4 separate regions of the Homo sapiens genome follow, and regions 1, 3 and 4 are each linked to region 2. A link is a loop called in an ENCODE intact Hi-C map of the cell type or tissue named here. Cell type or tissue: A673. All regions are shown on one strand. Region 1 holds the start of CNTN4 (contactin 4). Region 2 has its middle 5.6 kb from the start of CNTN6. Region 3 overlaps CNTN4 (contactin 4). Region 4 overlaps CNTN6 (contactin 6).

What was found. Hi-C counts contacts between places; a loop is a spot of excess contacts. Peaks named below come from ENCODE experiments on the same cell type or tissue, not always from the same donor. Only the 100,000 strongest peaks of a DNase experiment are listed, where the experiment ranks them.
Region 1: it touches region 2 in a loop (4-fold over the local background); 3 of 110 quality-filtered maps call a loop at or near these places.
Region 3: a loop joins it to region 2, with 5 times the contacts of the local background. A loop is called at or near these places in 2 of 110 quality-filtered maps.
Region 4: a loop joins it to region 2, with 4 times the contacts of the local background. A loop is called at or near these places in 3 of 110 quality-filtered maps.

Annotation. Positions count from the first base shown.
Region 1 is chr3:2,097,343-2,099,842 of GRCh38, reverse strand. It overlaps CNTN4 (contactin 4), which reads right to left and starts at 977. Exons shown (of 25, transcript NM_175607.3): 1 at 865-977. It overlaps LOC124909338 (a long non-coding RNA gene), which reads left to right and starts at 1,588. Exons shown (of 2, transcript XR_007095785.1): 1 at 1,588-1,696; 2 at 1,885-2,262. In A673, no CTCF peak of the experiment used is centred here; DNase peaks (open chromatin) are centred at 552 and 1,092; H3K4me3 peaks cover 1,668 bases; H3K27ac peaks cover 497 bases; H3K27me3 peaks cover 1,202 bases.
Region 2 is chr3:1,086,128-1,088,627 of GRCh38, reverse strand. No RefSeq gene overlaps it. Among named protein-coding and RNA genes, the nearest start is that of CNTN6, 5.6 kb to the left of the region's middle. In A673, a CTCF peak has its summit at 1,499; a DNase peak (open chromatin) is centred at 1,387; H3K27ac peaks cover 1,978 bases.
Region 3 is chr3:2,155,148-2,157,647 of GRCh38, reverse strand. The region is part of intron 2 of CNTN4 (contactin 4); the gene reads right to left. Among named protein-coding and RNA genes, the nearest start is that of CNTN4-AS2, 12 kb to the right of the region's middle. In A673, CTCF peaks have their summits at 995 and 1,194 (motif pointing right); a DNase peak (open chromatin) is centred at 1,217.
Region 4 is chr3:1,331,452-1,333,951 of GRCh38, reverse strand. The region is part of intron 11 of CNTN6 (contactin 6); the gene reads right to left. Among named protein-coding and RNA genes, the nearest start is that of CNTN6, 240 kb to the right of the region's middle. In A673, no CTCF peak of the experiment used is centred here; DNase peaks (open chromatin) are centred at 1,341 and 1,491; H3K27ac peaks cover 2,500 bases.

The DNA of each region.
Region 1 (2,500 bases), 1.0 Mb before region 2:
CCGCGTTCCAGAAGGAGAGTGAGTGGATTGGGGTCTGTGGGGCGCCCGGCGCACAGTTCGCCGCCGTCTGGGCCCGGGGAGGGGACGGGGCGGTTGTCTTGCCTCTCGAAAGAAACTGGAAACCCCCCAGAAGTTGCTGGAAACGAATGCCACCCAACAGGCTCCCGCGGCAGAGACTGGGGAAGCCAGGTACCTTCCCTAAGAGCAGGCACCTGGCCTGTCGCTCGCCGCCGCAGCCTCAGCGCTCAGCAGCCAGCCCGGCACCCAGCGGGCGCCACAGACATCAGCCTCCGTCTCCACGCGGCTCCTTCCACCACGGCTACGGGCTCCTGTTCCTTTAGTCCCAGGTCCCTCCACTCCCCAGGTTCGCGTCCCTCTGCTGCGGGCTGTGACTGGGCTGTCAGAAGAAAAGCCCCGCCGGGAACCCGGCGCCAGAGGCCAGGGCGCACGGAGAGGGGGCAGTAGCCCGAACCAGTCGGAGGAGCTGACTTGAAGGCTTCCCGCAGCATTCCGGGCTCTCGGTTCCTTGTTTTGTGGCTGCCTCGCAGCGCAACAAACTTATTTTCCGGCTGAGAAGGAGAAGAAGGGTCGCTGTGGGGTGACGGTGGCGTCGTCGGGGCCCTGAGTCCTCCGCGCTCAGGCGTTCAGCTCCCGCTCCCCGACCCTGCAGGGCTTCCGGGCTCTGAGCTGGACGGCCCCGCAGACGCTGCCCGGCCCCGCGGGAGTCAGAGCCCCGGGAAGCGCCCCTGTCCTTCGGGCAACCCGCGCGGACCCTGCCCTTTCCCCCCCACACCCGCGACCGCGTCCCCGGGGCATCGCGCGCCCACGCAGGAGCCGGACCCGCACAGCTGCCGCCTCACTTACCTCAGCACCGGGGCGCCGGGCTGGCGAGAGCCTCGGGTGCGGCGCCGGCACAGTCCGAGGGGCCCGGGGCGGCGGCGAAAGCTCCCTACTTGCAGCCAATCCTGGCGTCGAACCCCGGGCTCCGTCTGGCGCGGCGCTGCCCTCCCTCCCGGCGCTCGCGGCGGCTGGAAAAACCTGGCGCGCCGGAGTTCGGGCTGCCGGCTCCTTAGCCGCGGGGCGGGGGAGACGCTCGGGGAAGGGGAGAGGCGCGGGCGGGTGGGAACGGGCGGGAGACGAGCGGGGACGGGGAGACGCGCCGGAGGCCCGGAGCCCGCGCATGCTCAGTGCGCGGCCGGAGGAGGCGAGCGCTGGGGACGCAGCACCTGCCCCGCGCGGCCGAGAGGCGGCAGCCCCAGGTCCCCAGCGCGCGAAATTAGTAAAGGGCGCCTGGCCCGATTCTCAGGCAAGAGGAGATTATCAGCCGGATTCCCGTGCGGGGACGTAGGGGTTGCGTTGTTCAGCGGCCAGGGATGCGCCGAGGCGATGTCTCCTCCCTTTACAACCCGAGTATCGGGGCACGAGGAGGCGCGACCTTCCTGGGTACCCAAACCTCTGGCCTCCGGGAGACGCGGAATTCGGGGGATCGTTAAGGCGCCCTGGCCAGGGAAACAGATGCTTCTGCGTCTGGGCTGAAAATTGCTGAACCGGGGAATGTGGGTGGGCGGGTGGCATTGAACTTAGGCCAGAAGAGGGGGCTTTGGTAGGTTTTTACCTGCCTGTCCTTAGGCGGAGGACACTGGCTGGACAGGCTGCGTTACACACCTGAAGTCTCATCCACGCAAAGTGCTTTCAGGTTGGAATGTGGGGCGGGGGCGGGGGGAGGTCAGAGGGAACAGTTGCTGTAAATTAGGTACAAGGATCAATTTGTGGTGTGTTGTGCGCGGGGGTGGGGCATGTCGAAAGCCTTGTTATTCGAAAGAATGTGCTTTGAACGACGTTGCCACGGTCATTCTACATTATGAATCTACTGTTTCCTTGCAGAAGTGGCTCCCTTCGCCGCAACTCCACACCTCGGGGTAACCGTAGAGATTGGCAGCAATGCCCCAGCCCCTCACCAGCACTGTGCAAAGTGACTTTGACAGGCAGAGAAAAGCCAACCCAGTCGAATTCGTCTGGAAAGCATTCCAGCAACCCAGAGAGGAGCCTCTGTTTCTCTCTCTGGGAAAAAGCCCCAAGGGTTTTGCTGAACCCAGGTCTTCCTGCTCATCTCTCAGCAGTTCAGAGCTACATAAACAACTTCTGACCATTTACGCAATCATGTAAACCTACCCTGACATCTCCACTATGTGGAAAAGATGTTAACTGGAAAACTATTTTTAAACTACTGCAGTAAGCAAATAAACATCCAACTCCAACATATATATGCAGCAGCCTTATTAGTTCATTCAGTGTTGGTTTGGTTTGTTTGTTTTGTCTTCTGCTTTTTAGAATTAATTATTATCTTTATAATTCCTGTTCGAGAAGTGGGCAAAACCAGGCTAGTGATAGGTATTGTTGTGGTCAAATTTTTCATCACTTGAAATTCCATGACTTTCATGATTGCTGAGATTAATGCTAAATAAAGAAGTTACCCCCCCGCCCCCACCCCACCCCAACC
Region 2 (2,500 bases):
AAGGGTATATGTATTGGACAAATCTTATCAACCTAGACAAATGGGTATATGTCATTTCATGTAAAGTATACCTCAATAAAGTTGATTTTTAATGAATTAAATGATGACAGACTGTAGATTCTCTTAAAGGCTTTGAAAAAATAAAATCAATAAGTCTATCATTCTACCAAAATATTGTTGTGTACATTATTATTATTATTGATTTTAGTGAAACAATCACCTCTCTAATCTCAATTTATGTTTAGACATTTTAGTTTCTTATAGATCTGAGTTAGTTTTATTCATTTATATTTTTTCTGGACAATGATGAAGACGATGATGAACATATTGATAGGCAACTTCTATAACTCAAATTATGTGTCAGGTAGTGTCTTCAGCATTACATTGGCATTAGCAATTTATTCAATCCTTATAACAACCTGATGGGTTTGATATTATTTGCAAAATCTAACCAACAAGAAAATTGGAACATAAAAAGTTTAACTAAATTGCCCAAGAACATCCAACTGGGTGACAGTGGGGGAAGAATAAAACCTAAGCAGCTTGACTCAAGAATCTAGACTAATATTGTTTTATTATTCAAATCGCTATACTCTTTCTCACATTTTGTCTACTTGACATGTCAAGTTCTGTGAGCGGTATCTTAAATATTTCCCAGAAATATTTTTCAAATGGAGCAATTATCTTTCAAGAAGCTTTGTACTATATATTCTGCTGCTAAACTGTTTCATCGATAAAGGCTACACACACACACACAAACACACACACACATATACACACTACATATATAAATATCTCTAGTGGATTTTGTTTTTATGATTATATAACATCTTAAGAATCCTTTTAAATATGTTTACATCTCCTTGACATGAATTATTTTCAGCATTTCTCCTTTCTTTCTGGTTTTTGTTTTCCTGTATATACTAGAATATTAACACTTTTTCTCACTGTTTTAGATGCCTTTCTTATAAACATCATTCAGCTTGACTGAAAAAAAATTGGCGTTGTCTTTTTATAGGGTAGCTTGTCCCATTTGTATTTAGTGTAGCAGCTAACATTTGTACTGAATATATGTTTTCCTTCTGAGGTTTGCAAAGGCATTGATCCCAACAGTTCAGTTGCACACATTCCAGTGGAATTGCATCACTTGGCGGACGCCGACATTAGGCAGAAGCTCACAAGTAGAATTTCTCTGAAGGAATGCTGTGGCAAAGTTTCTTTGCCAGTAAAATCCACTTCAGTGAACCAGGAAGCACTGCCTTTTTTTTTTTTTTTTTTTTTTTAATCCCTCAAGGCCCCAAGGGGAGCCTCTTCCTATAGCTGCTATTTCCTCTTCTCTCCTTACCAAAGAGGGGGAAAAATCCAATGTCTGTACTTTTCCTGATACTTTCCAGTGAAATACTTGGGTTGCTCTTCACTGCCAACTCTTGAAGTGGGCATTCAAAATGCTATAAACTTCAGGCTCCACAAAACCCTGATCTACTTCTGCCTCCTACAGGAAAATATTATTGACTATTGCTCTTAAATAATTGCCTTGTTGTGAAGAAACCTGTAATGACAGTTTTTTCTCCAAATAAATTAAAAGCAAAGATTAACACATAATAATTTATTGAACATGCACAATTATTTTAAAGATCTGTCATATACCAACATGAGTAATATTGTCTCGGTGTTATTTATTGCTTTGGTTTGTTTGTTATGCCCATTGGTATGTACAACTTTTCTAAATAACCATTGTTTAAAAAAATATTTTCTATAACATACTTTTCTTCTATTCACCACAGACACTTCTAATATTACCAAAATATGAATAATCTTCTATAATCTTCTGAGTGCTTCCTGTGAGCTAGACACCAAATCCAAAATCTCACTTAGTCCTGGTAACAACCCTATGAGGCAGATATTCCTATCACCTTTGACTAGCAATTGAGGTTTTTGCCAAGATCACACAACGGTAAAAAGATAAACGGGGATGTGAATCCAAGTCCACCTAACCCCAGCATTTGTATTCTAAACCTCTTGTCAAGAGTCCCCTGCTATGTCCATTGGTATATCAAATAGAAGGCGAAAATAAGTGCTATAATTTTATGGTTATTTCTAGTGTTGAAGGTATAGTAAAAAGTTTCTCTTAAATATGTAACGTTTTAGGCTATAACTGCCAAGATTTAACAATTAATTAGATAGTTAAGTCCGACATTCTTCAAAGAACTGCTTGTTTTCATGAAAATGGTCTGAATGTAATTATTTGTCTCAAACCTCCACGGTGCTTTGGTAAAGAATAGAAAATATTAAATGGTCCCAGGAAATGGAAATCATTTTTTTTTCTCTTGCCTTTTCTTTTCCTTTTTGGTGAGGGAGTGGTAGGGATTAGAGTGTCATGAAGAGAAATCCACTGCACATATCAACGTTTACTTTCCCTCAGGAAAAAGTGCATTGAAGGGAGGGTGATAACAATTTCCTTAGTCTTTTGCCCCCAAAACAATTTTTTTCACTTATACCA
Region 3 (2,500 bases), 1.1 Mb before region 2:
TGATTTTCACAAAAGCACATTTTTGTAGATGAGAAAACACATTCATATCTTAAATACCTTGTCCAAAGTCACCCAGATAGTAACAGTAAAGTGAGATTTTGAGCCCAAAAACTACTCCAAAGTTTTTTTCATTTTTTTCACTTTTATTTTCCTTTAACAGCTTAAGTCTCCATTGACTCCAGGAACTCCTTCCCTAAGCCAGATATCTTTTCCTCAGATTGTTCTGAATAATCCCATACACTTTTGCCAACTCTCTTCTCACTAACCCCGTAAACACATGTACACTGGACTTCCCCACCTGTCTCATTTCTCGTCGGAGTGCACACCTCCTCCCTCTACTTTCATATCGCATATCTTTAAAATCTTTCTCCTCTAAGAAGCCATCACTCATCAATCTCAACCCAGTCTCACATATTATCCACCAGGTCTTATGTAATCTCATTATATTAATGTGTGCTTATTTAATTTATTTTACTTTTAAATATCTTCTTCCATTTTTAAATGTGTAAGACAGAAATTTCAGAACAGGAACCAGAACTTCTCTTTTAGTGAAGATACATTTGACTCAATGACACACATATCTCACAATGAAATCTATTTGGTAAACCAACGAAACGGAAATGCAAGGAGGCAGGCAAAAAGGAAGAAGGTCATTAGGAAAACTGGAAGGAAGAGGTACAGACATGCAGATGAGAAATATTAATGACCCCAAAATGGTTGCCAGAGATAAAATAAGCATCCAAGAGGGTCAGACTTCCCTCTCCCCAAATAGCCAGGAATAGCCCTAGCAATCCATAGCTCTTAGTAATCTCATAAAGAGTGATCGGATCATGGTCTCTTAATACACATCATCCTTCTTCATGGTATCTTTCAACTGCAGAACTACCAAAACTGGGGCCAGAAGATTCACATATTCTTATCCTAACTCTGCCCAGAGTTAACGCTGTCTGTGATAAATGACTTGCCTTCTCTCTGCCTCCATTTCCTCATCTCCAAAACAAACATTTACCGAGGGTCTACAACGGATCTTACAGACTTATGCAAACAAATGCCTCTCCAAACCGGGCTTCATATACAGTTGTATTTCTTATTTTTCCGATTTATCTCTTGATGTCCCACATGCGTAATGGACAGGAAGTCCGCCGAGGACATCCACACCAGGGAGTGGACAGGAATCCGATCACTGCCATTGCTTACTGCTGCCACACGGTGGCGCTGCTTGAGGACGCTGCTGAGGAAGGCGCGGGACCATTGCTGCAATGAACTCTGCTGTATACAGGTTTATGCACAGACCCCACATGGCCTATGAAGCGCAATTTCTCTTCTGAATGCTAAGCTCATCGAAGACGCCCAGCACTTGGGCTTCCAAGGTTCCCATGGTTCCGTTTTTTGAATCCCACAAACAGCCACCTCCTAAGTCCCCAGCTGGTTATGGAAGCACTGAGGCAGGAACGGCTCTGGCACCTACCAGCTCTCCAAAACTTCATTTCTTTTCCCTCAAAGATACCAAGCATTTTTGCTCTTCACCCTGATTACACCCCCTTCTGAAGCAGTGAGGCCACTGGCCTGCCCTCAGGGGAAAACCTCATATAAATGATTCTAAGGGGAGTGATTCTGAAATCTCTTACTGGAGAAGAGAAAAAGCAACCCGAGCTAACCACCCCCTCATCTATGAAACAATTTATGAACTATGTTAAATATTTTGATGGAAAAGCAAAGGTGCTATGACAACACAGTCCAGGGAATCCTCCTGTAGGCTGGAGGGTCAAGAAGGTGGTGCTTTCTGAGGAAATGACATCTATTCTGAGATCTTAAGGATGAACAAGAATCATTTGGAGGTATTTCACGTAAAACGCACCACAGTTCAAAGACTCTGGTGCAGACAAGAGCTAGCTGTGTTGGAGGAAGCGAAGACCAATGTGGTTTCACAGTAGAGAGCACGGGGAGAGTGAGAAGATGAACCCAACTTGGAGGTCCAAATCTCATGGTGCTTGGATAGCATGGTCACCAAGACCCTTCCAGATCACTGTTTTAGGATTCAGTGCCCACTGGCGACATAGCTGAAACACCTAATTCACTTAAAACACTTAATTCACTTAAAAACAGTTTTCAGTCAAGTCAGGCAAAAGAAAAACAGCTGTGTTCGCAAAAGAAAAAGAGCTGTGTTCTGTAATACATAGATTGTTGTAGGTGCCCTCTGTTCTTATCCCCAATCTGCTGAGGAGCTGCTCCTGGGGGACTCCAATGTCTCCGATCTCACCAAAGTCACCTCCCAGGTACGGATAATCTGTGTTCACATGTCCTGTGGCACCAGGCGTCCCACACCCCTGTAAGAGACAGAGCCTCTGCAATCAGAAGGTAAGAGGTCAGGTAACTGAGTCAAATTTTCATTGCTGCACAGGAATTAATTAATGCAGGCAGGTAAGCACTGGAATAGAGAGAGACAGAGATGGGAAAATTAGGTTTAAAATTAGCTTTCTGAACATAATGAGAAGATTAT
Region 4 (2,500 bases), 250 kb before region 2:
ATTACGTTGAATCATGTGACAACAGCCTTTCAAAAACTGAAGAGCTGAGCGTGTACTCCATTATCCATAGAGAGGAAAAGACGTGAATACAGAGATGGAAGACTTGGCACCAAGTCTAAGCTTCTTCACTTATTAGCTGTGTGATGGAAGCTGTTTCAATTCATGTAAGACTAGAAGAAATTGTCAAAATATATATACTGCCACCATTTTTTTATAAGTCAGCACTTCAGTCTGATTACTTTGAATAGGTTTCTTTAGAGCCCTCTCAACCATCTCTAGGTAGTTATACTTTATTGGCTGCAAGAGTTAGTGACAATGAAATTTCAAAGTAGACAGTACCATATAGAAGTTTTACAACAGAAACTAAAAATGTACATTTCCTCACATAGGTATTTCCAAGGTCAAGAACTAGAAACCATTTCTACTTGGAATCATTGTAAAATTTTGAACTTTTTTCCTATATCTGACTTTTTTATTCTTCATATATATACAACTGTGTCATGTTTTAACAGAGGTATGAGATGGTAGAAGTTATGTATATATTGCTATTTGAGTGAAATAATCAGTCTGGTGTGGCATTAAAAAATGTGTACTGGGCTCAGCGTTCTGTGTTTGAGTTTAGGATCTGGCACTGTAAATTCGGAAAATGGGATACATTATCTCTAGTGCTCCTTTCAAATATAGCATTGAACAGTGTATGTACACATGCAATAACCCTTGCATTTGTAATCAAATCTAAAAATAAATTGCCCAGTCAACCTTTATGTGCAATACTCTGTCCCTGGCTCCTAATATATTTAATTTTGTTTGCTTTGGAAATCTGATGCCAATTCCTAGGTACCCATCTACCCACACCCCACCCACACAAATACACACATACATACTCAATCAAATAAACTTTTTTATGTATTCAAATGTAAGAAAACATATTTTGTGAAATTAACTGCTATTTTGATGTTGTCTTCTCCAAAGCTTTCGTTAATATTGTCTTCTTAAAGCCATGACAATTTGAAAGCTAAATGTAGCTACTTTGCTAGGATTTAGGATCTGTTCTGTCAATACTCTTTTGAAAAAGAAGAGGGGGTTCTGATCAGGGAAAAAAGAATTTGGCTACCACGTAATGGTTCAGACCAAAGATGTAGAAGAAATAATCAACCTTGGGCCTGAACAGGCTTGAAGAAACCATTTGACTTTCTCTCCTTTTTTAGGAAAATGAAGTACCTCTAATTCATTTTACATATGAAGTTCTATAGAAGACAAATGACTTTGCCAAAGTCAGGCTCTCAACAGGGTGGGGGCTGAAATCTTTTTACTATATCACACCACGTCTATAGTAAACAGCAGTGACCCTTCTTGCCCTTCCTGCTTCCTCTCTCTCTTTCTTTCTTTCCCCCTCTTTCTCTTCCTTCCTTCCCTCCCTCCTTCCTTCCTTCCTTCCTTCCTTCCTTCCTTCCTTTTTTCCTTCCTTTCTTTCTCTCTTTCTTATCACTACTCTAATTTTTTACCTCAATCTGTTTGGAAGTCCCACGATAAGACTATAAAAAAGGCAATAGTCTGACACAAACAGAAGCATAGATGCTGTATTTCTCAACAAACAGCTTGAAGCCATGCACTTAATAAAGCCAGTCGATCAGATGGCAACAGAAGAAAGGACAAGCTAGAAAGTGTGCAGGGACATAGACTCATGGAGTTAACTGTGTGACCTTTTGAAAATTACTGCTCAGTGTAATCTCTACCGGGTGGAGATGTAGTGACTGTAATTACTACATTCTGCTAGAGCTCAATTATTTTCAACTTTTAAGAATGCACAGTAAGGAGATAATTTGCTTGTTTGTATGTATGTTTTCTTTTGTTAAGACCTGCAGTGAAACCCTGAAGCAATGAAAAGATAGAATGAAAGAATAATGTATAAATAGAACTCACAGGGTTCATTCCCTTAATCACAGAGAGACAATGCTGAGCTGATATGATTATTAGTAACTGTGGTGAGGTGAAAATGACCCCAAATTTATTCTGTATGGGACAAAACAAAATAAAACAAAAACCTGAAGAGCTGTTTTAAAAAGCAGTTTCCCTCCTGCTTTTTTTTCTTATTATCTTAGCTTTTTTTTTTCTCTCTCTCATTATCTTAGCTTTACTCAAATTCTCCTCCTAATTTTCTTTCTTGTTCCCACATACTTCGTGTTTGGACCTTTAAAGCTTGTGGAAGGTAAATGCCATCATTCTGCTCCTTGGGTGAGTTACTTTATTAAATGAGGCACAGTTAATCAATTTGTCCAGACCCTCAGTACAAGGTGCTGTGTTTGATACTGCAGGATCTCTTATGTTTTTCTGTTCCACAGCAGTGTATTCAAACCTTGATTAGATTTTAGGAATGCATGAGGAAACATTTAAAAAGAATTCACATCTAAATCTGTTGGGAGCAAATCTCCTAGGCAATGCACACAGAAGAAGAGACCCAACCTGAGTCAGGACAACAGGTTTCCTTTCACCTTTTCTT